Regions from separate parts of the Homo sapiens genome. Here region 2 is linked to region 1. Evidence: chromatin loops called from intact Hi-C (ENCODE). Cell type or tissue: CD4-positive, alpha-beta T cell. All regions are shown on one strand.

What was found. Hi-C counts contacts between places; a loop is a spot of excess contacts. Peaks named below come from ENCODE experiments on the same cell type or tissue, not always from the same donor. Only the 100,000 strongest peaks of a DNase experiment are listed, where the experiment ranks them.
Region 2: a loop joins it to region 1, with 3 times the contacts of the local background. A loop is called at or near these places in 3 of 110 quality-filtered maps.

What each region holds. Positions count from the first base shown.
Region 1 is chr2:105,113,341-105,115,840 of GRCh38, reverse strand. No RefSeq gene overlaps it. Among named protein-coding and RNA genes, the nearest start is that of MRPS9-AS1, 12 kb to the right of the region's middle. In CD4-positive, alpha-beta T cell, a CTCF peak has its summit at 1,158 (motif pointing left); a DNase peak (open chromatin) is centred at 1,140.
Region 2 is chr2:106,581,514-106,584,013 of GRCh38, reverse strand. No RefSeq gene overlaps it. Among named protein-coding and RNA genes, the nearest start is that of CD8B2, 95 kb to the right of the region's middle. In CD4-positive, alpha-beta T cell, CTCF peaks have their summits at 1,104 and 1,307 (motif pointing right); DNase peaks (open chromatin) are centred at 1,293 and 1,733; H3K4me3 peaks cover 1,047 bases; H3K27me3 peaks cover 547 bases.

The sequences.
Region 1 (2,500 bases):
GAGTGTCGATGGTAATGGGTGTCTCCTTCCCGCAGTCCAAAGTGTGCTTGGATGCTTCTAATAGAAAAGATGCTCGCTAAACCTTCAACAACATTCCCAGCCCAGGAGCCATGCCGGGATGGGTTGCGAATGGCAGGCAGGGCAGAGACAGCCGTCCTTGCCAGTCCTGTATCCAGCACACGGGTACGTAGCTTTCATTCTACTGGGGCATGTCCCTGGAGGAGCCCACTAGCAGCTTGTCATAGAACCCCTACCTTCCTCGCGCCCAAGTCTTAGGATAGACTGCAGTCCTAAGCCTCAGCCTCTTAATATTTTTCTTCTATTTTGAGTTAAATTATCTCTATTTTTATCTTTTTTGGGTACACTAACATTTAGAGAGTTTATGAATGGTTCAAAACATTGATACAAATAGGCATTTTGAAATGGCAACTCAAAGTCAAATGGTAGCCATTCTATGCTAGGGACAGAGCAACATGGGGTGGAAGAAGTGGATCCCAGCCTCCCATCTGCAAGAATTTCCCTTCATTAGAAGAAGCTGCTGTTGGCTGGGAGCAGTAGCTCATGCCTGTAATTCCAGCGCTTTGGGAGGCCAAGGCAGGTGGATCACTGGAGCTCAGGAGTTCGAGACCAGCCTGGGCAACATGGCGAAACCCCATCTCTACAAAAAATACAAATTAGCTGAAAGTAGTGGTGCATGTCTGTGGTCCCAGCTACTTGGGAGGCTGAGGTTGGAGGATCGCTTGGGAGCAGCAGCCGAGGTTACAGTGAGCTGTGATGGCAGCACTGAACTCCAGTCTGAGTGACAGAATGAGACCCCATCTCAAAGAAAGAAAGAAAGAAAGAAAAAAGCTGCTGCTGCTTTTTTCTAGTACCCTAGCTCTGGCTTCTAGTCTTCTCTAATAATTTACCTCTTTCATTGAAAGGAATCAATGCAATAGGCGAGATAATTATAGGCTCAATGTAAGCATAAGAAAAAATCAGAATTTAGAGATTCATCTGCAAAAGATGGATTAGAAAGGATAATTAATATGCCTGATGTTTTCAAGAGGCATTAAAATGCGCATGAATCACTAGATTAAATCCAGGAGTGGGGCAGGAATTGCATCCTCTTCCTCCTGGTCTCTGTGCGCCTAGTTGCTTATTCGGTTGTAAACTACTCCATCTTGTGGCTAAACTAGGGTACTAACAGAGATCAAGATGCTCTTATTTTCAACCAAAAATCACTGTATTTTCCCCTCTTAAAACTTATGCATAGGTTTTAAGAAATCCAAGCCATTTAAGAATTATGAACAAGCTTTAAAAAATTCCAAGCATATATAAATGAAGAAAGTAAACATTATCCATAATCTCGTTATCTAGACTTATCCACACAGACATATATTTTTAGGCAAATACAGGCACATAACATGCATACTGCTTTATATGAGAACTAGTTACAATTTGCCTTTTTTCACTTCAAATGAATCACTATGTTAACACAATTCAGGAATCAGGGCTGGTCAGTATTTGATAAAATTAACAGGTTGAACTTTTTAGTTGCTATTGTAAATGGAAAAATCAGGAAATCTATAACTTTGGACAGGAGAGTTTTATTTCTTATAAAGGGTTACAGACTATAAGGTGGGCATTCCGATATGCTGGGAGGTGTAGCCTCCAGCCAAAGCCATAAAGGCAGGCACTTGGAGGGAGGGAAGGAGAAGACAGGAATTTCAGCTTAACTGGTATACATATTCAACAGGATATGGGAGGAGCCATGAATATTCATGAAAGGGGGTCTTGCACATGTGTGATAAGCAAACATGCATGTTATATACATCCCAGGGTCTCCTTGGGGTGGAGACGTAACATTTAAATGCATTATAATTAGGCCCTATATGTCAAAAGGTGAAGCAGGGCGTCAACACACCCAAGTGGTCGGCCTCTGTAAACCAGCCAGAACCAGTCCATGGCCTGTGATCTCTTATCAGGAGAAAGTTACAGAAATCAGTCTCTTGTCCAATCAAAGCTGTAGTTATGGCTGGTGGAAAGGGGGTGAGTTAGTCAGTGTCTGGTGGTGGATGAGCTGCAACTAGTTCAACATTGCTTATGTCAAGGCCAATGCTGGTTTAGCTGCTAGAGAGAACAACCTCTGGCAGTTAGAACCTAGTTTATTCTTTAAATGTTGGGTGCATGACTTAACCCTTCCCTGCCATGGCCTTAGGTCTTGTTTATAATTTGGTACCATAATGAGTTTGTTCTGTCAGTCTTATGGTCTCTATTATAACATTAATGCCGGGCAGTTTTGTCTAAACTGCAAAAGGGAGAAGGTATTATATAATGAGACAGACCTCCCATCCCGTTATGGCCCAGAATTTTCTTTAAGGTTTCTCTGGGGCCCCCTTGGCCAAGAGGGAGTCCACTCAGCTTGCTGGGGGCTTAGGGTTTTATTTTTAGTCCTCACTCTACGTATTTTCATAGCAGTTAGGGTAACCACAGTCTCCTTGGGCCTGGGCCTCCTGAT
Region 2 (2,500 bases), 1.5 Mb before region 1:
TCCTAATTCTTGAAAAGCACTGATGGAAAGACATAGCCTCTTTGTGGATTGTGCTATGTTTGATGGGAGTGCATACCTGAGGCCACAGTTTTGACACCAGGAAAGGAGGGAACCTGAGGTACAGCAGTCACAGGAGGCATGCAGGACCTGCCAGGAGCATTGCAGAGAAGTGGAGCCGGAGCCTGACGCCCTGGGACTTCCCTCCACTCTATTCCTTGCCATGGGCATGGCCAATGGTCTTCTAGTGTGGGCAGGGAAAGTATCCGCACTGATCATCTGAAGGATGCAAAATCAGCACAATCACAAAAAGGCTTCATGGAAGGACTCATCATTCAGCAAATGATTTATCACTAGCTAGGCGCCAGGACTCTGTTTATCTCTTTATCTAGATCAACAGTACTCCCAAGGCCAAAAGCCATAAAGGAGAAGATGCATGGACATAACCAGAGTATTTCAAAATGCCTTCAAGACAAAATTATTTTCAAAACATAGGCAAATGCAAAAGTCAAGTGAAAACTGGAGAAACTGTGTTTACAAGGAATCTAACGAAAACCCAATTTCCTTATGACATAAAAAAAGTATCAAATCAATAGCAAAAAGTAAAACAAAAACCTAATAAAAATAAAGCAAATGACATGATAGGACACAATCCTAAATAGATAAATACATAAATAGATGACTTTAAATAAGTTCTTAGCAATTTCAACCTCACATTTTAAAATTCACGAACTAGTTATTATAAGAGATCCTTTTTCACATATCCAAGTAAAAATTGTTTTACCAGCTTGACCATACACAATGTTTGCAGTGTTGGAGGGAAAGGTACCCTTACACACTGTTAGAGGTAAACAGGCGCCGCCTCTTTGGAATTTGGAATTTGTCAAATACGTAAGCATTTTAAATGCATGTAACCAATGACCCAGCTATCATCCTTTCTAAAATTGGTTTCACAGATAAACTCATTCCTTTTAAATAACTGATTTAATAAGTGACCTTAGGGCACAGATTATTTGACAAGAATATTTATTGTCTACTTGAATTCAGAGATTTTGGCACTGTGCAAGGCACACATGGGGAGTCTATAGATATGTGAATAAATAGCATCCCACCAGACAGCTAAGGACAGAATCATTGCCTGGAATTCTTTCCTCCGGGTATTGTCAATGCGATGTAAGAATATAAAACAAATAATGAGAGAATTCTAAAGCGAGAGGAAATAGAAAACGCTAACCCAAGGGGTTTGGCCGCTTTACCTCATCCTGACTCTAGATGGCAGCATCCGCTCACTTCCCCCAGCTGGGAGACTAGCTCCAGAAGCAGCCTGAATCCGAGCGAAATTGGAAGTTTTCCATGTAGGAGAATCAGCCGGGCACGGGCATCTGCTCAAGCCCCACTTGCAGTTAGGAGGATTCTCCCCACTTGAACGAACTCACAGAAGCAGATATCTGACCCCACTTTGGTCCGTTTACTCCATACATACAAGCCAAGGCATTTGTTTCTTTTTTTTTTCTTTTTTTTTTTTTTTTTTTTGTGGTGGAGGGGCGCTGTGATTTGTTTGGTTATGAGCCAGAAAAATGCCAGATATGTCCTGAGTGCTTCCCAAGCTCAATCACAGATAGGCACTTCCTTGACCTAACTGAGCTTCAAAAACGCATCAGCAAAAACACCCACGTAAGATGTCCGATGGGAGGCACCTCGGGACATATCCTAGGCAACAGCAGGGAGGCCCGCTTCCTCCTGCCGGCCGCGAGCAGCGCAGCACCTCTAGGGCCCGCGGAGAGAGCGAGGTCTCCCTGCCATGCGTGGGGTGGAGGCGGTGCTGTGCAGGACTCCCCTGCGGTCCACCTAGACTCTCAGCTTTAAAACTCCATTCCCAGGCTAAAAGGAAAAGAAAGCACTGGGAGGAGAAAACGGACAAGAAGTTCAAAACTCAGGTTATGGAAAAAGAGATAAATGAATCCTCACAGAAGCAATTTAGACTAGAGGCTTGAAAAGCCCAGGGTTATCTGGAAGAAATGAGATTTCCCCTAAGCATAAAACCTATGGTATGGAAATGAAACTGATTGAAGAAATACGTTGTGTGTGTGGGGGGGCGGGTGTCTATCTTTCAGTCTCTCTCTGTCTCTGTCTCTGTATCTCTGTCTGTCTATCTGCCTCTCTCTGTCTCTGATCTCTGTCTCTATCTCTGTCTGTCTCTATGTCTCTGTATCTCCCTATCTCTCTGTCTCTGACCTCTGTCTCTGTATCTCAGTTAACTCTCTGTAGCTCTCTCTGTCTCTATCTTTCTGTCTCTCTCTCTGTCCCTGTCTTTCTGTCTCTCTCCCACACACACACACACACACACTCCAAACAAAGTGTAGTGAAGGAGAGCTGGATAAATTACTGCGCACATGCTGAGGGAAAAGGCAGATTGATAGACAGGGGTGGCTAAAAAGCAACCCTGCGATCCGGTTCCCAGCAAATCTGCCACTCAAGTTTCTCATCTCATCAGGGATGGGAA